3 separate regions of the Homo sapiens genome follow, and all the other regions are linked to region 2. A link is a loop called in an ENCODE intact Hi-C map of the cell type or tissue named here. Cell type or tissue: natural killer cell. All regions are shown on one strand.

What was found. Peaks named below come from ENCODE experiments on the same cell type or tissue, not always from the same donor. Only the 100,000 strongest peaks of a DNase experiment are listed, where the experiment ranks them.
Region 1: a loop joins it to region 2, with 3 times the contacts of the local background. A loop is called at or near these places in 3 of 110 quality-filtered maps.
Region 3: a loop joins it to region 2, with 7 times the contacts of the local background. A loop is called at or near these places in 3 of 110 quality-filtered maps.

Annotation. Positions count from the first base shown.
Region 1 is chr18:69,943,781-69,951,780 of GRCh38, reverse strand. It overlaps CD226 (CD226 molecule), which reads left to right and starts at 3,908. Exons shown (of 6, transcript NM_001303618.2): 1 at 3,908-4,420; 2 at 4,712-5,047. The coding sequence starts at 4,375. RefSeq lists enhancers at 5,589-5,638, 6,139-6,188, 6,199-6,328. In natural killer cell, no CTCF peak of the experiment used is centred here; DNase peaks (open chromatin) are centred at 2,660, 3,840, 4,230, 7,130 and 1 weaker place; H3K4me3 peaks cover 4,258 bases; H3K27ac peaks cover 5,684 bases.
Region 2 is chr18:70,068,597-70,076,596 of GRCh38, reverse strand. It overlaps RTTN (rotatin), which reads left to right. Exons shown (of 49, transcript NM_173630.4): 33 at 1,056-1,245; 34 at 2,603-2,691. Among named protein-coding and RNA genes, the nearest start is that of CD226, 120 kb to the right of the region's middle. RefSeq lists a silencer at 3,650-3,944. In natural killer cell, CTCF peaks have their summits at 3,528 and 3,742; a DNase peak (open chromatin) is centred at 3,716.
Region 3 is chr18:69,891,669-69,899,668 of GRCh38, reverse strand. It overlaps CD226 (CD226 molecule), which reads left to right. Exons shown (of 6, transcript NM_001303618.2): 3 at 3,624-3,968. Among named protein-coding and RNA genes, the nearest start is that of CD226, 52 kb to the left of the region's middle. In natural killer cell, no CTCF peak of the experiment used is centred here; DNase peaks (open chromatin) are centred at 1,378, 1,798, 3,058, 3,868 and 3 weaker places; H3K4me3 peaks cover 2,388 bases; H3K27ac peaks cover 5,070 bases.

The DNA of each region.
Region 1 (8,000 bases), 120 kb after region 2:
CATCTGTTTTGATCATCATTTCAATTTCCTTGGTCTATTTGTCTATGTATATGCCAATACCCACACTGTTTTGATTACTGTAGCTGTGTACTACAGTTTTGAAATGGGAAATGTTAGTCTTTCAGCTTTTTCTTCTTTTTTAATACCATTTTGGCTATTCAGGACCCCTTGCAATTCTATGTAATATGTTCAGACTTCAGAGTTGGTGGATTCAGTAGCTCAGTAATGCCATCTGAGCCCCACATTCATTCTGTCTCTCTCTACCACCCTGTTTGTCCTCAGGCTGATTTCCTTCAATATGGCTGCCTGTGGTAACCAGGACAGCATTCTTGTTCATGCATAATGAGAGGAGATAAAGATAGAAACAAGGATGGAGAGAAGAGAAATTGTTCACATTCCATGCTGTTTTTCTGGCATGGAATGTGAATAACTTCCTTCACTCTGATGGGCCAACTCAGGCCATAGTTGGCTTCTCTGACCCCTCAAATCAATCATAGTTTTCAGGCTGGGCATGGTGGATCATGCCCGTACTCCCAACACTTTAGGAGGCCAACATGTACAAGTGCAAAATTACATGAGTCCAGAAGCTCCAAGCAAGCCTTGGCAATGTAGCAAGACCCTGTCTCCAAAAAAAAAATAATTTTAAAAAATTAGCTGAGTGTGGTGGCTCAGCTGGGTCCCAGCTACCCAGGAGGCTGAAGTGGGAGGGTCACTTGAGACCAGGAGTTTGAGATCAGCCTGGACAACATAGCACGTCCCCACCTCTACACACACACACACACACACACACACACACACACACACACACAAAATCATAGTTTTCAGTACAATAGCTTCTATTTGTCATAATATCTCTGTGGCGTGTGGAAAGGGGTGGATACTCAAACTCAGGTACAGTACTGCTAGGAGTGAGGAAAGTGAAATGGGTGATGGTCAGTTATCTTTCTAATAATTGAAATCTGATTATATCATTCTGGTGCTTAACAATCTCCAATCGCTCTTAGAATTGTACCAGGAAGTATATAAGGCAAATGTACTCCCACCCCACTCATCTCTACATCTTTCTGTTTCCATCTCCCCTCAATGTATCCAGCTACAATGATTGAAAAACTTCCACAAAGTCTCTGACTTTGTGCACCTGCTCTCCTATCCACCTGGACTGCTCGTTCACACACCTGGCCACACCCTGCATGTGGCCACAGCCTCCTGCTTCTGCAGATTCCAGAACACACTTCACTGCCCGAGAGCCTTTCCCGACCACCAACCTGACACAGCCTCTGCTTGGCTGCAGCCCCAGCCATTCTCTCCCATGCCTGTGTGTGTTGCTTCCTTTTCATAACGTGACATGCACTTCATAACTGTGCATTTATTTGTATGTTCGTCTGATGTCTGTCTTTCCAACTAGACTGGGGGCATGAAAAAGTTTTTCTGTAAAAGAGCAGGTGGTATGTTAGACTTTGGCCGTACACTCTGTTTTGAGATCACGCCAGATGCAGTATGTGTGTGAGAGAGAGAGAGAGACAGAGTGTGTGAGAGTGTGTGCAAATGTGTGTGAGCATGTGTAAACGCATGCATGTGTGCGTGCATGTGAGTGTATGCATGTACGAGTGTGTTTGAGAGTACGTGCAGATGCATGTGATTGTGTGAGATTGTGTGTGCATATGTGAGCATGTGTGAGAACATGTATAAGTGCATGCGTGTGTGCATGTGTGTGAGTGCATGTATACGTGTTTGAGAGTATGTGTGCACCTGCATGTGATTGTGTGTGTGAGAGAGTGTGAGAAACAAAGTGTGAATGTGTGCATATGTGAGTGTGAGAGCATGTGTAAGTGCATGCGTGTGTGTGGATGTGTGTTTGAGAGTATATGTGCACATGCATGTGATTGAGATAGAGTGAGACAGTGTGCATATGTGAGTGATAACGTGTAAGTGCATGAGTGTGAGTGTGCGTGGATGTGAGAGTATGTGTGCACATGCATGTGATTGTGTGTCTGAGACTGTGAGCATGTGTGTGTGGGTGCATGTGTATGTGGGTGCATGTTGTGTGTGTGAATGTGTGTTAGAGCATGTGTGGGTGCATATGTGAGACTGCATGTGTGTGTGAGTGCATGCATGTTTGGGAGACAGCATGTGTGGGTTCATGCATTTGAGCACGTGAGTGTGTCAGTGTGTGCATGTATCCGTGTGTGTGTGTGTGTGTGAAGGGACACAGGCCTGAGACAGAAGATATGAATGCAGGAGGAGTACTTAGGGGGACCCTGTCCTCAGGACCTCAGGAATTCTCTGGACTTGGTTTAGCCCGGCATTTGTAGTTTGATTTTTGCTGGTGCCTGTCAGGGGAAAATCTTGTCATTAGGACATAATAGGACATAATAGATGAAATTAATTTTTCCAATTCTGATGGAGGTCTTCCATGTCCTTGCCACTCCAGTTTGTTCTGTACAGTGACCAAGATTATCTTTCCAAAACGCGAAGTTGTGTGCACCGCTTTCTCCATCAGCTCCTCGGCGGCTCCATGTTCCTCTCAGGAATGTGTTAACGTCACAGGCGTTACTGAGAGCCTGCTTTGCCTGAGGAATTGTGCTGGGTGCTGGAGTTACAGAAGTTAGCATGACGCCGCGGTTTCTGATTGCTACGTTTCAGTTCCTTTATGTGTGTCACTCAGGTCACTTTTCAGTCCAGACTCAGTCTCATTTTCGGTCACTTCCCCACCCACTAGACTGTAGTCACACCATTTCCTGAAACACCCGCATTGTCACGCCTCTGTTTTCCCCCCACTTTTTCTATAAAACCTTTTCCACAATCTATTAGAATGATTTGTTCTCTCTGGCTTTCATAAAACTTAGCAAATGACTTGTATAGAGATGATCATGTTTTGCTACAATAAATTGCTTTTAAAATTAATATGACCCACTATATTATGCATAACCTGAGAGCAGAGATGTGTCCTCTTTATGATTGTATTTCCAAGGGACTAAGCAGAGGACCCAGCATAACTCAGTACAATTTGGAGGAATTGTTGGGTTGACTTATTTACAAAACAGAGATAACAGATGCCTCTTTTGACTACATCACAAAACAACTAGAGGCACAAATAATATCATAGATGTGAAAACTTTTAGAAAATATAATGCCATATAAACACAAGGTGACACCATGCTTGATTATATGTACACATTACAATTTTGTTCTGATTATCATTGCATTGTTGATTTTATGTTCCCTGAGAAAGTTCCCACATTAGATATTCATGCTGAGTAGTCGACACTTGCTGATACACTTTGAGACTGAGTCACAAACAAAGTTCAGGGTCGGCATTAGATAAAATTGTCTTCAGTGGTTTCTGCTCCTACTTTTCCCAATTTTTACTCATCTTCTATTTTGACAGTCTTACCAGGGTCAAATGCATTTATACAATTCCTCTTTTTGTAGGGGTATACTTTTTATACTAACATGCTGATATGTTCCTAACAAGTTCTTAAGAATTGGAACTTGTACCTAACAAGTTCTTAAGAATTGGAACTTGTATTTTATAAGAGAAAGAAGAGAGCAATGATGAACCTGAAAAATGAATCCTGTTTTGATATTGTACTATAATTATGTAAGATATGACCCCTGACAGAACCTGGGGACAGGGACCTGTCTGTACTCTCTTTGTGACTTACTGTGACTCTATAATTATTTCAAAATCAGAAGTTAAATCTCTCATAATGGTAGATCTGCATATGCCCTGGGCCAGCATACTTTTGTATCTGATGGGCTTTTGATCTGTTTTTTGGTCCTCATCAAAGCAAATGTCTGAGATCAGCAAGGAGGAAGAGGTGAAAGGAAGGCCACAGGATGGGCTGTCAGCGCTGGGCGTAGGCTCCCTCCGCCCACTTCAGCCTCTGCCTCATCTTATGCTCTCAGTGAGGACTTCTCTGCTCCATGCATGCACCACCTTTCACTTATTATTTATATTTTTACATCTTTATTTTAGTTTCTGCCTCCTCCACATAGAATGTAAGTTCTATCATGGCAATATTTTTTTTTTTTTGTATTATTGTATCCTCATTGCCTACAGCTGAGTTAGGCACAGAGAATGCATGCAGCACATGTTTGTTGAATGAATGACTCCTTGTAGAAAATGAAAGCCCGAAAATAAGCCGACTGGTTCCCCGAGAGAGAAGAAACTCAAATCTGCCCATCCTCATAAAGGAGCAAACCTGTCTTTTAAGCTAAGGCCTTTTTCCTGTGTTCATACTTCAGAAAAAGAAGACACGACTGATAACATCTGAGAGGAAGGAAACTGCATTGTGCTGGGGATCTGCATGTCACATTATAAAAAGCAATTTTTTTTTTTAATAGAACCAGCCTTTCAAACAGTTTCCAGAGATGGATTATCCTACTTTACTTTTGGCTCTTCTTCATGTATACAGAGGTAAAGATGATCTTTATATTTTCATTTAAAAGTTTTGCTCCTGTTTTTGTTTGTACAGTGTGGCATATTCAGAATTTACAGTGCTCTTTAGTTGGCTAGGATAATTTCTCACTTGTTCAGAAAAACTAAAAGTTACATTTTCCAATTATCAGCAGGACGCCTTTTTAGACAAAGGCAGAAACTGTCAGCCTTTACTGTGATCTCAATGCACTAGGTCTTCAAAAGCTTAAGATATTGATTTGGTGTTTCCATCATCAAGGCTAACAATTAATGTGATGTTGTATATTTCAGCTCTATGTGAAGAGGTGCTTTGGCATACATCAGTTCCCTTTGCCGAGAACATGTCTCTAGAATGTGTGTATCCATCAATGGGCATCTTAACACAGGTGGAGTGGTTCAAGATCGGGACCCAGCAGGATTCCATAGCCATTTTCAGCCCTACTCATGGCATGGTCATAAGGAAGCCCTATGCTGAGAGGGTTTACTTTTTGAATTCAACGATGGCTTCCAATAACATGACTCTTTTCTTTCGGAATGCCTCTGAAGATGATGTTGGCTACTATTCCTGCTCTCTTTACACTTACCCACAGGGAACTTGGCAGAAGGTGATACAGGTGGTTCAGTCAGGTAAGGGCAAGTTTTTTTTTTTTTTAAATCCCTTTTTATCCACTTACAACATTTATTTCTATAAAGCCCAAGTAGAAGCTATAGAATGTCTTCTCGTATTTCTGTGGCATTCTCCAATTCCATTTCTAGATGCTTTGATGTTACTGCTTTGAAGGAGCAATCTTGGGAGTCTGTTTCATTTTTCTGACTGTGCTGTTGTGTCCGAGTAGAAGTGCCTTTCAAATTTGAATGTAGTAGAAGAAAGCACAGGTTTTTTGTTGTCTTAATGATAACCTGAGCCTTGATTAAACTGATGTTGGCAACACATGGGTTCAGGATCCTTTCAGGGTTTTATCACAGTGACATAGCACCATTCCCTTCTGCTGGACACTCCAGCACCCACATCAACCCCTGTGTGTTCAAGGTTCTTCCTACAGTACCAAATCTAAGTTTGTTTTCTTTCTTTCTTTTTCTCTTTCTTTCTTTCTCTCTCTCTCTTTCTTTCTTTTCTTTCCTTTCTTTCCTGTCTTTCTTTCTTCTTCCTTCTTTTTTTTTTTTTTTTTTTTTTTTTTTTGATGGAGTCTTGCTCTGTCACCAGGCTGGAGTACAGTAGCATGATCTTGGCTCACTGCAACCTCCAGCTCCTGGGCTCAAGCGATTCTCCTACCTCAGCCCCGCAAGTAGCTGGGACTACAGGTGTGCACCGCCACGTGATATGGTTTGAATTCCCATGTGTTGTGGGAGGGACCTGGTGGGAGGTAATTGAATCGTGCGGGCAAGTCTTTCCCATGCTGTCCTCATGATAGTGCATAAGTCTCATGAGATCTGATGGTTTAAAAAAGAGGAGTTCCCCTGCACTAGCTCTCTCTGTTTGCCTGCTGCCATCCATGTAAGACGTGACTTCTCCTTGCCTTCCACCTTGATTGTGAGGCTTCCCCAGACATGTGGTGCTGTAAGTCCAATTAAACCTCTTTCTTTTGTAAATTGCCCAGTCTTGGGAATATCTTCATCAGCAGGGTGAAAACGGACTAATACACCATGCCAGGCTGATTGTTGTATTTTTTGTAGAGATGAGGTTTCAACATGTTGCCCAGGCTGGTCTTGGACTCCTGAGTTCAAGTGATCCAACTGCCTCGGCCTCCCAGAGTGCCAGGATTACTGGCATGAACCACCAAGCTTGGCCCTGGCTCTATCTTTCACCTCATCCAGGTTTAGCTAGAGAGGACACTTTCTTCATAAATTGTGAGCTGTGGTGTCAGAAAGAACCCAATGATCCCTTGGAGTGTTTTTTGCTTTATCTACCAGAGATTGTGGTTTTGTCTTTCTAGTGATGACTACATGAACTGGTTGTAGTATATTGGAAACACTTGGGTTTATAGTCATCACTTTCCATCAACCTGGTGTTAGTTGCTCGATCCCTCTGAATCTCAGGTTCCTGAAGAGGAAATGGGGTTGGTAGTGCCATTCTACTTGTTGAATGGCTGAGGGACGATATATTTAAAGAACTTGGTCCATGGTAGTCAGAGAATGATACATCTTATTATTTCCTATGCTTGTGATCCAAAAGGACTAATAATGAAATTTTCAGATATTAGTGACAATCTAAAGCAGGGAATATTTTTGGAACTGTGTGTTTCTTGTGTGGTGTCTCTCAAATTATACTCATGGCTGTACAGAGAAGAACATTTTATGACATCTGACATAATAGTGCTTTATTTTTAAGGGATCTGTGCTCTAAAAGAACAAGTACAGAATTATATGAGGAATATCAAATGGTCAGGAGATAAGAAACATCTTCATATATTTAGTTTTCCCTTTCTCTTTAGGTGTAGCTAGGGTGAAGACTAATTTTGTGTATATAGCTGAGGCTTATAGAGTGTCAATTTACAATGTTTCTTTAGTTAAATGTTTATTTATTAAAGACTCTGTTTCACCATACAAGTCCTCATTTGCTGTTGTATGTAGACACCTGTTAAATCCTGCTTGGAAGTTTTTACTGTGTAGTTTGCTATAAATCAGTCAGGCAGGCGAAGTAGAAGATTGGCAAAGCTTTTAACATAGACTGAGCCATTGGAAACAAGGCCTGAGCCACCAAAGCTAGAACAGGATGCACTCCCCACTGCTGCCTTGTGTGGTATGCCTTTAAAGTTTGGGTTCCAAATTAGCTGTTTTGGTTTCTGTCACAGGACAACCAATTGAAAACAGCTCAACCTTTCAGGATAGAGGATGGAGCTAACCTGTAGAGAACTAAATGATGGTTGTTATGCAAAGGTAGGATTTTTAACATCACATATGAATAGTCTTCGGAATATTTCCTGTTGTTTTCATCCAGATTTGTCATTACTGCTAGTTTTTGAGGTTAGGAAAAGAGAGCTGTCACCTTCATGGGGCTTAAAAAAATACAATGTGGAGATTTTCAGTCAGTTTTCAGTCAGAGGAAGGAATACCGGCTGTCCGTCTAGTTTGAATTCTTCATGATGGTATCCTTAGCCATGATCCATTGCTCTTGTTTTGATTATTTGTATTTTAAAGAGCAGATTGATGCAATGGGCTAGTGAGGGCATTCTACCCTATTTTGAGAGTTTGAGAGCTTCACTTTTTTAAACTAAGAATGATAGTGAGTTTAAAAAATATTAGTTGTATTTCAAAATTAACCTTAGGTGTGCTTGAAATTTTCTTATGTACTTCAGTAACAACATACTGGGATTGCAAATATTGTACTTTTGTATACTGTAAAGGGGGAGTTGAAAATACATTAAATAGTAAAAAAAAAAAAAAAAAGACTTGGAATCTAGAAATCCTAGTTTGTATAATGGATTGTAAGAACTTCAGAAGGATGAAGGAGTTGGGCCCTATGCTCTGTAAATATGTTGATTTTTTGCTATTTATTGATAGCTTATTATGTGCGGAATTTTACATAGTCTGGATCTTCATAGACTTCCTCCTTGAATCTCCTGTGTGCACTTGAACGTTT
Region 2 (8,000 bases):
ATATTGAAGAGGTTTAATTATAATGATGTATATAAATGTCCTTAAAAAGAAGTGTTAATAGAAATAACCTTGTTAGTGTAATCGTGCCTTTAACTTGTGAATTCCTTTGTCTTCCTGAAGAGTAAGTTAAAATATCCATCTTCTTTTGGTGATGGGGAGGGTGAGAGAACAGACACACATACAAATCTTATGGTTAAAGGTCAACTTGCAATATGTTTTGAACGTATCTTTCCTGTTGGCTCTTAGATTTCTGTTTGCTATCTTTTATTTTTCTCTCTCTTATGGCCTGTTTTGAAATCTTAACTTTATTATCATTTCCCAGAAAATAGAAATATTTATAAACTAATGGTAGGATTATTTGCAAACTTCAAACCAATCCTCATTGCTTGCTTTTTGCTATTAGATACTCCAGGAAAAGTAGTAAGTCACAATGCAAAAAATTGTTTGGGAAAAATGCAAAGAGAAAAATTGTGTAATAGCAGATTCTTTTCAGCCTCCTGGTGGCAGTTCATGTGTGTGTATGTATACATGTGTGTGTTTTTTTTCCTTGTCAGGATTAATTCAGTGGGAAGTAATGTGACAGATTTTGCCATATGGATATTGATGGACCTTTTCATTTTACCTGGCTTAGTGATAGGTATAAAAAATAATTCTGAACATAATATATGGACCACCTTATTTCATATATTTTAACACCTATTATTTTACTATTATATGTAGGTTGAAAAATACTGCTTTTATTGTGTTTTTGGTGCAAGTATATGATTTCTTGGTTAAAGCTGATCATTCCATAGAAACATTTTAAATGAAATGGCCCCTCAAGAGAAAGATCAGCTTTGTCCCTTCACGGGGGTGTTTAGGCAGCAAAGACCTAGAGTATTATGGAATAATTTGTCCTAGGTCAGGCTGCTATAACTGTGTAAGGACAAAAGCAGAGTGGAAGGAGATGGGAGCATCTGGGACCCATTTGTTTCCTCGAGAGGAGACAATGGATCTTTTTAAGGAAATTGTTGGATAAATCAGTGTCTCCTCCTTCTTTCCCTCTCTTCCTACAGGGTCCCTGTGTTCATGATGAGGACTCTGGCCTATCGCTCATTGGAAAACCTGCCCTTCAGGCTCTTTTATATCACTGCCATTTTTATGAACATTTGAATCAGATGGTAAAGCATTGTTACCTAGGACGGTGTATGTTTGATTTGAATTTTTCTGCTTTTGATAGAAATTCAGAAAGCAATGATTTAAATGGTAAGTACGATATCTTTGTATTTTTATTTTTGTAATATGTAACTTGTAAAAACTGTTAAAAATACATATATTTGTTTTAAAAATTTGAAAAATGAAAGTATACAGGGAAAACATTCATTTCCAGTTCTACCACCCAGAGAGATGTATTTTCTTCCCGTCTTCTTTCTCTGTATAGCCTTTGTTTGTTTTATGTAATTATGTTCATATCTTGTGTACATTTTTGTATTTCCTTCTTTCACTAAATATTCTGCAAGCATTTTTCTATGTTATAAATTCTTCATGGAAATTATTTTTGACATCTTATTAATACTTTATAAGTTATGCCCATCAGTACAGTTTTATAGTTTCTTTCTCTGTTAACGTCTCAAACTTTTTTGGAACTTTCACTTCTAGGCAATGTACAGTTTTTTTATCCTTCTTGTGAATGAGACTTTTTCCCACTATATTTTCTAATTCATTTTGCTCATGTATCAAAAAGTTATTTATTTTAGTATGTTACTTATTTGTCACAATATTTTCCTGAAACCTTTTTATTCCTTTTGTTTGTAGGTTCTTGTAGATTTGCTAAGTATAAGATCTGAGCACATAAAAATAATTATATCTTGTAATAAATAGTAATTTAATAATATAAATAGCTTTTATTTTTAAATTCATTTTTATAATAATTTTTTAGAATCTTGCCATAGTTTCAAACTTACAGAAAAGCTTCAGGAATAGTACAAAAGAATTCTCAAATGTTAACATTTTACAGTATTTACATCTTGCCACATGTGTGTGTATGTGTGTATAAATAAACGGATATGTATGATCTATATATACTCTTTTTGAGCCATTTAAGAGTAAGTTGAAGACATGAAGTTCCTTTATCCCCGAATTATTAAGTGTGAATGTGTGATTCACTTTTCTGTTTACTTCTTGGAAGAATCAAGAAAATGAGATTTGATGAAGTTTTGAACATTTTAAATATCCCTCTTAGAAAAGTGACTCACTTAATTGTTTAGATTTCTCTGGATCAGTTACTTAGAGCATGGCCCTTAAACTAACAGCATTGGCATCTTCTGTGAACTTGTTAGAAGTGAACACTCAGGGCTTCCACTCTGACCTGGGGTATTGGAGCCTCTGGGGCTGGGGCTGAAGCAGCTGCTTTAGCAAGCTCTCAGTGATTCTTATGCACATTAAAAAAAAACTCTCCTTAGATTTTTTTTTTTTTAAATAGTGGTCTATCTCAGAAGCCAGATCCATATAAGTTTTTTCCTTTCTTTAGTTTTGAATTGGTTTCCTGTAATGCGTACCCTTTTAATTAATTGTTACAGTTCCTAGGAGGGTGTCCATGTTAACAATTTTCTCGTTGTTGCAGGTTTAGATGACTCATTCAAGTTTTGGAGGGCTCCATCTAGGACAAGTCAGGATCGAGATCCAAGTTCTCTCTCCACCTCAGAAACAACGGTACTTGCAAAGAATGCATAAGTCCTTTATTTTGAATCTCTGAAAAAATTTGAGTTTGCCTAGTGGGAGAGTTAAGAATACAAAGTGTAAGGTTATAACAGCTATGATTTATTCGAAGTGCTTTCTGCAGAATTTTGCTAAATTATTGTATTCAAGCTGCACATCAGTCATACATTATAGATACTTATCTTGCTTTTCTGTGTGCGCAAGCCACTCTGAAGTAAAGTAACTTTGTGATCATTAGTGCTATAGGTAGCAGAACTGGAGTTTGAACCAGGGTGTGTCTTGCTACGGTATAGCTACACTGAATATCCCTTTAGTTGAGAATTTTCAACCTCTCTTTCCTACCTTTTTTGATAGTACGAAAGTGTGAAAATATGTTTTTCGTTAGTATTAGAAGAGAACAAATCCTACATGTTAAAAATGGTTGATTACCCTGAAATTGTGCTTAAGGGCAGGGCAATATGAAGAACATTCAAATGATTCTAGTGTGGTGCTGACAGCTTTAAACACACTTCTAAATACTTGCATCACATAGAAGTTTATCTGGAATACCTGAAATTTATATATGCCTGTTTGCATGCCTTCTTTCCTTCCCCTTTCATTCATGCATTAGTTGCTTTTTTTGCAGAAAAGTTTGAAACACTGAGTATTTATAAGGAATGATTGATACTAGGTTTCAGTTATTTACAAACATACAGAATCATTTATTCTCAACTGGGAAATGTTACTTTTAATTTTAAAGTGTTTTTGAAATAATTAGTGTATTATACAACATATCAGGAAGGGAAAGATTTGATACACCTGTTTCCAGGAACAAAAATAATATGAGAATAATAATTATACAGACATTATAATGTAAAGATTATGTTTAATCTATCTCCTAGTTTCTCAAAAGACTGATACTTTTTGCTACAGTTTTAAGTCTTTTTTTCCCTAGATTCAAGAGAAGTATTTGTGTTTAGTGCTACATTGGACCTTTGTATGGAAAAGTAAGATAATTACCCGAGTTCCACTAGATGTCATGCTTTCCTTTCCAAGGTGGAGATAGTGTGTACCTTTGTCTCAACAAGAGCAGTAATATGATAAATGCCAAACTGAATTGTCTTAATTGGTTATTTAGTTCACAGAAGGACAGCATGAAAGTGTGCTTAAAAGTAAATTTTGTTTGTTAGCCTATTTGTCAAAAGGGCTATAGACTAGCCTTGAAATCTTTGTACATATTTCAGTTTTTTTGCTTTTAGTAGGTACTCAGTAAATAATAATTGCTCTAATTAACTTTGAGTTATCTTAGCTATTTTGTGGTGAGCACTGAAGTCATATTTATCCTATACAAGAAAACCTAAATACAAAAAGCAAAAGCATATCAACCTTTTGAATTTCTCTATTTTGTAATAACATTTAATCTTACAGGTTAGAATACTAGATTTTCTGAGAAAATTTGGAAATATGTTATTAATTGTAGTCATTATTAAAGAAAGAAGCACCCCAATTAAAGTGAAGGTCTTTAACTTGTTTGTGTTTGAATGTAACACAGACTTTTAGAAATATATACCAATGGAATCTTTTCAGTTTTTTTAAAAGAATTTTGTAATATGTGTAAAATTTATTTCTTATTATTTTCTCTAAAGGCTAGTGTATTCTGTTAGAATTTTTACAGAATTTACTTTTTACTTTCTTTTTCGGGAGGTTTCCAAACAACTTTTAGAATGGGTGACTTTTAGTTACAAAAATAGTCTTCGTACCCTAATTCTACTAGTTATATTTTCTTTACCATACCCAAGATGATGTGTATCTTTGTCCCAACAGGAGAAAAATCTGGAGAGTGTTTTCATTCTGCCAGTGTTACTTTAAACCAAAGCTGTCAGTACTTCGACCAAGGCATACTTTCTTATGTATAAAAAAATGTTGAAGTTACAAATTGAGGTATAAGTTGAGTGGATGTAAATCTTATTAATCAGCTTATCTGCTTATTTATATCTTTGTTTTGTTTATCTCAGAATTGAGAAAAAATGCAATCCTTTATTGGTTAGTTGGCTGGTTTTTCCATTTTATCTTTCCAAGGAAAGCATCATCTTTTGATTTGGGTCATGTCATCCAGCATGCTCTCCTGGGTTACTATCCATTTTGTGCTGTTAATGCCAAGTTAGGGACTTTCATGCTGTTACCTAATGTGTATTAGTTCCGTTGTTTGGCAAGCTTCGTAAGGATTGTTGGGTCCTGTATGTTTGATAAACTGCAGATAGAGTAAGCAGAGTGTCATTGTTAGCTTTGGGGCATCGCCCTTGTAAATGCTTCCTCAGGAGTGGCCTCTATCGAACTCAATATTCTCCTCCTCTGGGGTAGGAGGATGCAGCCATTAGGTGGTGTTTTTCTTCTCGAAATCACGTTTATATCCAAGATGGATAGCTGTTTGTGCCTCTTACACACCTGTGTGCAGCAACAGCTTTATGACCAAAATTTGGTCTCTTCTGTTGTTCCTGAGCAGAACTATGTCTGTATTTTTTTAAATTTATCAATTGTCAAAATAAAATATGTGGGAAATATAATTCCTTTCTTTTTGAGCCTTTCTTTGTGAAATATGTGATCTTTCAAACTTTTTTCTGGAACACAGATTTAAAGAAAACTGATTTTAGTTTTTCTAAACATTTAAAGAGAATTTTTACACTTCATAGTCTTAAAACAACTGAAAAGCATTGTTACTATTTTGCAAAAGAGGAAATTAGGGCATGGAGTGAGGTCCCACTCCATGGAGTGCATGCTTGTTCAAGTTCCTAGCATGGTAACTGGTAGACCATTCTTTTGAGTCCAGAAGTATGTTTGCTTCCTCCTTCACTCTAAGGCCAGATGTGATTGATCCCATAAAAGATGGTGTAGTCAAGGGACAGTGAGGTTTCTTTAGAGGGAAAGATGAAATGAAAAGTGGTTTTGTGTAGGAAGTGGCCACTGAAATGGGCTTTACAATATTATCCCCTTCTCTTTTATATGCATACAAACATTTGCAAGGGACTGAAAAGATTCAAATATTCCTTAGGATTCAGTGACCACTTAACAAATGACAAAAGTCTACTTGAGAACATAAAGCATACTTAGACTTTCTAACTAAATATGAAGTTGTGTTGTACTGAAGGCATTAACATTCAGAAAATGCAAGAGGTTGTTTGGAGTAGAATGTGGGACGGAAAGCTAAAGTTTGATGACCTGACTAATCAGATAGGAGTTAGTTAAGAAAGCTGAATCAGCTTTTGGATTTGAAGAGGTAAGATATAAGAGCTATAAAGATAAAGATGTAAGGATATTTCAGCAGCATGGAATGGCATGAAACATTACAACTGATATGAGAGAAATAACGTATTGACACTCATTTGATGGTAGTTAAAATTGTTTTATAGAAGGAAGAGTAGACAGAGGATAGTTTAAGCAGGGATGGATCCAAGAGGCTTTCTAAAAGAAAAATAGTTTTGACATAGGCATCACTGATAGGACATACAAATACCTCCAGCATGGTGACCCCAGGAAAACTTGAGGAGGTGGTAGTTTGTGTGATGATGGAGAGAGAAAGAAAATGTTATACTCTGTTTAAATAAATTTCAGCTACCTGTGGATTATCCAGAGTCTAACAACCTCTTATATTTAGTTAGGAGGAAAATACAAGTGAGACAAGCTCTTGGAAATTTGTGCTCTTAGATTACACACAGGATGGCACAGGAACTGTGACTGTGTTGTGGTGATGATCTGTCTCTTTAAGTGGTCCTTTGGTTAGACATGCAAGAATCGTCTATCATCTTCTGCTCATTCCTTCAGAGGACTTTTCTGAGCTTTCTTTTTTTTACATATATTGTACATAATCCATTTGAATTATGAATCTATTAGTTGAAATAATTTAAACTTCTTGTTATAATTTGGTTAGAATTAATGATTACAAATTGAGAAGCATGCCAAAGCTTTCCTGCTCCTGGGCATATAGAGAAAGGTATTATTTATTAAAATGAACACATGAAGCTTAGAATCTCTTAGAAACCCTTCATATCTTATATTTTTCCATGTTTTCAAAATGTGGCTAGACTTGTACTTTATTTTTTTCACACTACAATCCTTATTTTCTCCCTTTGTACCTTTTTAAAAACAATTAAATAAACTTTTTTGGCACCAGTACTGCTTTTGAGGGAAGTTGATGGAACTATTACAAGATCATTTTGGCAAATACAATATTCAAGTTCTGAATTAACTTTCAAAAAAAGTTAAAGTGTCTAGTGAAATCACTTGCTTCTGTAAGGCAGATACAAAGAAAATCATTTTTGTACATTGATGCATTTTTGCTTATATGACAGAAATTGTTTTTTACATTCCAGTTCTACTTGGATATGGCAAATGACTCTGCTATTTTCAGTGATTTCAAAGGGACTTTCTTAATTTTAGCTGCTTATTTTACACTGAAGCATAATTTAGAAACCTTCTTTAGTTACCAAATCTGCTTACAAACACACTGAAGAACAATTTTTTTCAGTTTTTATAAGCAAGATTTGAGTCCATTTTATTTTTTTATTTTCCCCTAGTTTTGAGCTAAAATGACAAATAAAATTGTATATATTTGAGATATACAGTGAGATTACTTGACATATGTATATGTGATGAAATGATTACCACAGTCAAATTAGTTAACACATCTGTCACCTAAGAGTCAACCTTTTTTTTTTGTGGTGAGAACACTTAAGAACTACTCTCTTTCAAGTAGACTGTGCAGTGTTATTAACCATATTAACCATATTCACCATGCTACACATTAGACCATATTAACCATATTCACCATGCTACACATTAGATCCCCAGAACATACTCATCTTATCTGAAAGTTTGCACTCTTTGACCAAACATCTCCCCTTTTCCCCAGCTCCTATCCCCTAGCAACATCCATTACACTAATCTGAGTCTGTTTTAGGACAGTACCTTTAAGTAGCATCAGCCTGCTCTAAAAAGCTTGTATTGTCTTTTGTAATATCTGTAAAGTAATAAGGCTAGAAATATATTCAAATTCAGATTTTTTTGTCTTACCGAGGGATTATAAATTGAAGATCTCAGGATATGTCATGTGGCAGATGTGAAAGCGAGGGAAAAGTCTAGATTGTGATTTTGCACTTAGACCATTCTAATGAATTGAGCAAGTGATAGATACAAGAATTAGACTCTCGCTGTTGTAAGAGGACAACCCTAGTTATCCTACTTACTGTGAGGTACAGAGCAGAGCAGCGAGAAGCTTGACAGGAACGGATGACTTCAGCAGACTAAGTTTGCTCTTAAACTAAGCCAAT
Region 3 (8,000 bases), 180 kb after region 2:
ATGCTTGTTGGCCACGTATATGTCTTCTTTTGAGAAGTGTCTGTTTGTGTCCTTTACCCACTTTTTAATGGGGTCGTTTTCCTCTTGTAAATTTGCTTAACTTCCTTATAGATGCTGGATATTAGACCTTTGTCAGATGCATAGTTTGCAAATATTTCCTCCCATTCTTTAGGTTGGCAAATTTTTTATCCAAAAAATATTGATTGACTTCTCTACTTTATGCCAAGCATGGTTCTAGGTGCTAAGTACAGAGCAGTGTAAAATGGTCTAGCTATACAGAGGCTTGGGTTTACGAAGCTGACAGTAAAATGACTCAGGGTTTTGTGAAGTGGGTGAAGGATTTTGCAGAGCTGCTCAAACTGCATATGCAGAACTGTTGACCAGTGAGGATGGTGAGGAGGACAGGTCAGTAGCCAGGGAGGCGCTAGTGGGCAGGGGCAGTGGCATGATGTGAAGATGTACCCAGCAATGTTTGGGGTACCCAGGACATGAGCAGTGGTTGGAAAAGTGATGAAGCACTGAAATAATTTCCAAGGATGATTTGTGGTCAAGCCAGAGAAGCCACATACAAAATAGAGAATATTTAATCATGATATCCTGCAATAAAAATCATGGGAAAACAACACAGTCTATTCAATGTTTATTCTAAGTATTAATACGTAGCTACATATAAGTATAAGCTGGTTTTCATTATTTGTATTTGTTTTATTGAAATCAAATTTTTTTCTTCCCAATTAACTACGACATTTTGGTCTGTTTCACGTGAATCCACTTTCCAATTCCAAGTTCATCAGGATCCCACGGTTCTCTTGTTTGTGTGGGCTCTTTCTGGCAGTTCTTTTCAAGGTCATTTTGAGCTGCCTTCCACTGAGCTTTGCAGGAAGAGCCTGTGGTCTGAGAAGCCACAAGCAATATCTGAGGCAAGGCAGGTTTGGCCGACCTCGTAATAGGTCTTGATTTTCATCTAACACCAATCAGTTACTCTGTTTGTCAGGAAAGGTTAATCAGGGGCTACTCTGAGCTTCTGAACCACCTGGCTCTAGGGTTGGGAACCACTTCTTTCACCTCCAGGCTGAGTCTATTGAGAGGCGGGTCTAGGTCCTCACATGGAGCCTCTGCTGTAACCTCCCTGCACTTTGCTCCCCAAAGACAGCTGCATCCCCTCTAGGATTTTCCCCATTGCTTCCTGCATTGTCCTTTGTGAAAATGCAGACACGGCTATGAGTAGACCCCTGTTTCTACCTGAGTCGGCAGGTTCACGGGGGCCTGACAGCATGGTTTTGGTTAGATAGGCAGACAAAGGAAACTCCTGAGATTGGACGGGGCGGCATCCAGAGAGAAGAAGAAGAAAAACACAAAACAGTTGTGCGTGTGAGCACTGAGGACACGCATTCACGCTGCCTCTTACTTCCCAGGGACCAGAAGGGCTCACATGAAAGTCGATTTCTCCTCCTTTTTTTCATTTCTTTTATGTTCTTTCATTTCTCCACATGGTGTGCTAGCATCTGATTTTATGTTGTCACGCATTTCCTTCTTTTCTCACGTCTTCCTTTCCCTGTTTTAATTTTTATTTTAATTTTCCTTTTGTTTCTTTTAAGCTTTTATTTCCTTTTTTCCCTTTTTTAATGAATTTTCTTCCTTTGCTTTTCTTTCTTCCCCTTTTCTTGTGTTGCTTTATTACTTAGAGACGAAATGTTTTCCGGGTGTGTGTTATGTGGGTAAAGTGCTACCTTTGGTAAACGGTTGTACAGAGGAGAAAGCTGGAGTGCTGTGGTTTTCTTTTTACAACATTTTGACACATGGAACCGCATGCTGAAGATGAGAAGCTAGTTTTTGGTGCGGCTGAAACTATCGTAGCCATGATATTCTAGTTCAATAGATGGCAAATCTTACTGCACTTTAGACTTGCTTTCATTCTCTCTTTCGAAATGTGACATCTCTTTTGTTTCTCTGTCTCCTTTCCTTCCTTTTTTCTTCCTCCCTCCTTTTTTCTTTTTCTCTCTTCTTTTTCTCCTTCCCTCCTTCCTTTCTCTCTTTCTCTATTTCTTTTTTCTTTTGTTTGTATGCCAAGACAATGGCTCCTGGGCCAGTCCTGAGTGAAACTGTCACATAGTTGAAGTGACAGATGACTTCCCACTTTTTGCATTTCTCCCTTAGTGCCAGAGAGTTTTGTGACATCATTACTGCCCAGGCCTCACTCTACTGAAATAGCAGGTCAGGATTTGTTGGCATTAGTGATGCCATCAGAAGAAAGAAGGTGTTCATCACTAATAAATAGATCCACTTGTTACCTTGCTGGGTTATCTTAATTTTAAGAAAGAGTTACCACAGTTTATTCTTTAGATCGGGTTCCCAAACTTTTTGGTCTCAAGACCCCTTTATGCTATTTTAAAAATTACTGAAGGCCCTCAGGGAGTGTTTGTTTATGTACGCTATATCTGTCATGTTTACTGTATTAGAAATCAATATTGAGCAAAATTTAAAACACAAGAATTTTCAAGCATGCATACCACTAGCTGGCAGAGCCTCTGGAAATATCTACTGTATACCTGTGAGAGAACTGGAGTGAAGAGGGGGAATTTCCTCTCAATATCACTAGGAAAATAGATTTGAACTGGCATATCCCCTAAAGGGACACAGAGATGCCCAGGGCCCCCAAACACACTCTAAGGACCATGGACTTAGATATTTAGTGACAATTACTGAGTACTTTATGGTAGGAATTCCAGAAATGGTGTGAGGAAGGTGGGAGAATACTGGACTTTCATGGTATCAAGAATTGATACCACATGTGGGGCCCTACTCTACCCATGTGTAAGACAACCCTGTATATCTGAAGAATGAGATCATGTGTATATTCAGTGAGAATGATTTGGTATCTTTTTCATAACTGTCAGAATCTTAGCCAGAATGATTATAACCTGAACATTTGATACTGTAGGTCAGTGTCAGAGACACCAGCCCAGCATTATTGCCTAACAGTCTCTTTGTAAAATTCAGCCTCTTGATATGATACCAAGAAAAGCACCAGGGGTTTTGGCTGTGTTTCTCACTACATGGTTAACCAAGTAACACTTATGGAACTATGTGTGAACAATCATATCCTCTTTTCTATTTATCTCCCGGACTTAAAAACAAAAAACAAAAAACAAAAAAAACCCTTTCTCTTACAAGAATGTGTCATTCACAACTGGGTGCGGTGGCTCATGCCTGTAATCCCAGCACTTTGGGAGGCCGAGGTGGGCGGATCACAAGGTCAGGAGATTGAGACCATCCTGGCTAACACGGTGAAAGCCCGTCTCTACTAAAAATACAAAAAATTAGCCGGGCGCGGTGGCGGGCGCCTATAGTCCCAGCTACTCAGGAGGCTGAGGCAGGAGAATGGCGTGAACCTGGGAGGTGGAGGTTGCATTGAGCCGAGATCACACCACTGCACTCTAGTCTGGGTGACAGAGCAAGACTCCGTCTCAGGAAAAAAAAAAAAAAAGTAGTATAAAGAGGTCATTCACAACGGAAGAACTGTGTTAGGTAACATCACCAATTATTTTTATGATTAAGTATCTTCCAGTTGGGTGTCCCAAAATTTGACAACCTGTATCTAATCATTTGCTTCTTCTTTTCAGATAGTTTTGAGGCAGCTGTGCCATCAAATAGCCACATTGTTTCGGAACCTGGAAAGAATGTCACACTCACTTGTCAGCCTCAGATGACGTGGCCTGTGCAGGCAGTGAGGTGGGAAAAGATCCAGCCCCGTCAGATCGACCTCTTAACTTACTGCAACTTGGTCCATGGCAGAAATTTCACCTCCAAGTTCCCAAGACAAATAGTGAGCAACTGCAGCCACGGAAGGTGGAGCGTCATCGTCATCCCCGATGTCACAGTCTCAGACTCGGGGCTTTACCGCTGCTACTTGCAGGCCAGCGCAGGAGAAAACGAAACCTTCGTGATGAGATTGACTGTAGCCGAGGGTGAGTGAGCACCAGACATCTTCTGGTATCAAACATGGAAAAAGCCAGCCCCGTGGGCTGGTCTCTGTTTTTATTTATGGTAAACATGTTCATTTAATGCGCATATTCAGCATTTTTTTAAATGGCTGAATTTAGGTGAGTTGGCCATTATTCTAGTATTGAGGGTTTCTTTATCTTGTGAATCCATCAATCAGATACAGCAATAAAAATCTTTCCAATTTTCTTATCTGCCACCATCCTGAAGCTTAAAAAAGAAATTCGTAAAGGGCTGAAAAACATATGGTATTACCAGCCTTCAGGTTTCAGCTGTAGAACTCCTATCTTCCCAATTACATGAATATTTTTGATGGTGGTGATAAGGTGTTAGAATCCCCACATACCCCAGCAATACAAGACAGTGCTAGGTTGATATGGCTGAAGCAGGGCTGCGTTGAGTGCATTTCAGCAGGTGTTTGAGAATGCGGTTGCCAGTTTGCCAGACAGGAGCCTTTTTTTCTCTCAGTCTTTTTCAGATGTGGATGCAGAAACAGACTGATGTTGCATCTTAATATTACTAGGAAAATAGGTTTGACCTTGCAGATCCCCAAAAGGGACACAGGGATCCTCAGGGACCCCCAAACATACTATAAGAACCACTGACTTAGATCTTTGGTGACCATTACTGAGTATAATCTTTGTGCTGGTGAAATTGGCCTTTGGGGCTTCCACCTCCTCCAAGGCCTCCTCCAAGGCACCACACTATTTGTATATTAGGCATTTGTCTTTTTTTTGTCACAATGAAGCCTTTCATTGTGTTTCAGGACCTGCAAAACCTAGATCCACTTTGCATGAGTATGAGAAAAAGTAATTTCTTTCACTTACAGAAGTGCTAATATAGAGAGGCCCATATAGAGGTCTGTGTAGAGGCCTGCATTACAGTTGAGAGAGAGGAAGGCCATCCCAGGCTCTCCCAGCTCTGCCTCTGGGCCAGCTTCCTCACTGTCGGGACACGGAAGAGAAAATAATTTATTTTTACCTTTCACTTTGTTCTCCCTTCTTCCTTTCCTTCCTCCCTCCCCTCCCCTCCTCCCCTCCCCTTCCTTCCCTCCCCTACCTTCCCCCTCCCCTGCCCTCCCCCTCCCCATCTCCCTCCCCTTCCCTCCCCCCCCTCCCCTCCCCTCCCCTCCTGTCTCTCCCCTCCCCTCCCCTCCTTTCTCTCCCCTCCCCTCCCTTCCCTTCTCTCCCCTCCCTTCCCTTCCCTCCCCTCCCCTCCCCTCCCTTCCCTCCCTCCCTCCCTCCCTTCCTTCCTTCCTTCCTTCCTTCCTTCCTTCCTTCCTTCCTTCCTCCCACTTGAGCAGGCCCCTTCCAAAGCACTGCACTATTTGTGTATTAGGCATTTGTCTCTTTTGTCACAATGAATCCTTAAATTGTGTAAGATTCCAGCCCCCACAAAACCTAGATCCACTTTGTATGATTGTGAGAAAAAGTGATTTTTTTTTTATTTACAGAAGTACAAATATAGAGGTCCATATAGAGTTCTGTGTAGAGGCCTGTATTACAGTTCCCTCCCTCCCTTTCTCCCTCACTCTCTTCCATCTTTCCTTCCCTTCCTTCCTTCTTTCACTCTGTTCCATTCCCTTTTCTTTTCTTCCTTCCCTTCTCCCTTCCACATGCTTTCAGCCAGCTAATTTACCTTTGACTTATGTTAGACTTGTAGAGCCAACGCTTGCTAGGCTTTGGCTGTCCCTTTATAGACTTTGCTCATATTGCAAACTGATATTTCTTCCTGTGTTGAAAATGAAGAAGAAAAGGTCTTGTATAAACAGAAGCTTCCACTATAGCTCTGTGTATAATAAGGAGAGCATTTTCAGGGAATAACATCTTTTCATACACAATCACCTTGGACCACATCAAGCCTCCCTTGTTCCTCTAGGAACTGTGGTGAGACATACATTGGACTTAGAATTTAATGAAAATGATGAGTGGTTGGTGAAATATTTGGGGGAGGAAAAATTAGCAGAGACTCCTCATTTTAAATGTTGACTCTGTTCCTTCAGACACAGACAAAAAGAACTTCTTACCTAAAAATCCCTTGCATTATGGAAGTATTTTTTGAAACTGGTCAGGAAAAAGAAACAGTGAAAACAGATTAGAGACCAAGGCAAGAAAAAAATGTTCTATTCAGAAAAGTGTCATAAAGAATCATTTTCAAACACGTATAAGATTTTGCCCATTATATGCTGAAAAAGTAATTGTAAACATCTTAAATTATAGAGAAAATGAAGGTAACAGATTTTTAGGAGATATGGTTATTTAACTCTTATTAATTAATAAAAATGTCATTCATCTGTCCAAAGATGACTAAGTTTCTTGCACAAAACTATTTCTTTGTATGTAAATTATAAACAGCGTCAAACTCTGCCAATGAAATGAAGATGACTAAATGTAATGGTCAGTAGTGTTAGTGTCCATGTGTTTTGAACAGTTGCAAATGGCTTTTTGACATTCAGTTGACAGATTGAAAGAATGTCAACTGGACCTTGTATCCATTAGTAAAAAGTTATCATTGACAGAAGATGACAGCCATTGACTGTATGTTTCAGTTTAATTCCTTTTTTCAATTTTTATAAGTGAAAGATTGAATATAAAACTTAGATGCAAAGCAAAACAGATCATTTGTGTTTTCTCTGGTGCAATTTGATTATTTCACGTCTTGAGGCTCTTTGGTCAAAAATCAATGTGGAGATTAAAGCAGAGAGACAGATATAAGATGTGGGACAGATTTAATTTATTTCAACTGCCAAGGGAAAGGTGATTGTGGCAGATTTTATAAATTGCTGTACATACTTTTGTTAGTTCTCAATGACTTCTTTTATAGCACATAGTATTGGATCTAAAAGAGAGATTTTTAGGACTCTCATATTCATACACACACACACACATGCACACACAGACACGGACACACACACAGAGAGGGGCTCTTCCCCTGACTCCTACCTGCCTGCATTCATCTTCAGACAAGTACCAGGTCACTCAACAGAGGACCCCTGCCAACCAGCAGGTCAAGTATCCAGGCCTTGATTGGTTTTGAACAGAGGAGAAAATGGCAGAAGCAAGAACTGAACTCACATTTACCACTGACTTTCTTTGCTGAGTGAAAAGAAATACATTTCTCTTGTCCTTTGCACTTATGTCCTGAAATGTAGAATGAAATAATTCCAGACTGACTTTTCTGAATTTGAAACTTGCCTGGACCGAAGGGCAAGGAAAGTGGGGACGGGGGGAGCACAGGGGAATGTCTGTTTATTGACAGTGACTACAGTTATTTTTGGCCCTTAACATCCTCTGGATTTTCATTTGTCATAAGAGAAGTATTTTAGGTGCCACTAAAATAATTTGTCAAATATTTTAATATTAGCTAAATGATTTGCAGACTACTATTGTTTAAACTGACCTTATTGGCTATAAAAAGAATGAAGGCAAAAGAAATAAAATCAGCTCTTGCAGAAAGTTTCTGGAGGAGGCTAATATTGAAAAAACTTCTGTTTGCTATTGATAAGTATAATTACTCATGTCCTTGTATAATCGTCTTCCACCAGTGAGACCACTCAGGCGGGACCATCAAGGTTCAAATGAGGCATTGATGATTAGAGCTGAGGAATGACATGAAACAGGTTATGAAGAGTAACCCCAAATATGCAGGAGGAATGGGGAGATGGTGCATGGGAGACTGTAGTCAAATGACTAGGTTGGTATGGAGAGTCTAAGTTATGTATTAATATGGGACGAGGTAGGTTAAATTAAGTGATGACAGTGAAAACCTGCATCTCATATAATTGTCAAGCAAAGCTACCATTAGTTCTTGAGCAAAGATGGCAAAACAATAATCATGAAAGAATAAGTTGCTATATGATTTTCAGTGTGCAAGTCTTTAACATTTTTGGTTAAGTTTATTCTTAAATACTTTATTCCTTTTATTGTTATTGGGGATGGGATTTTGTTTTAATTCCTTTTTTGGATAGTTTGCTGTTTGTGTACAGAAACCTGACTGAT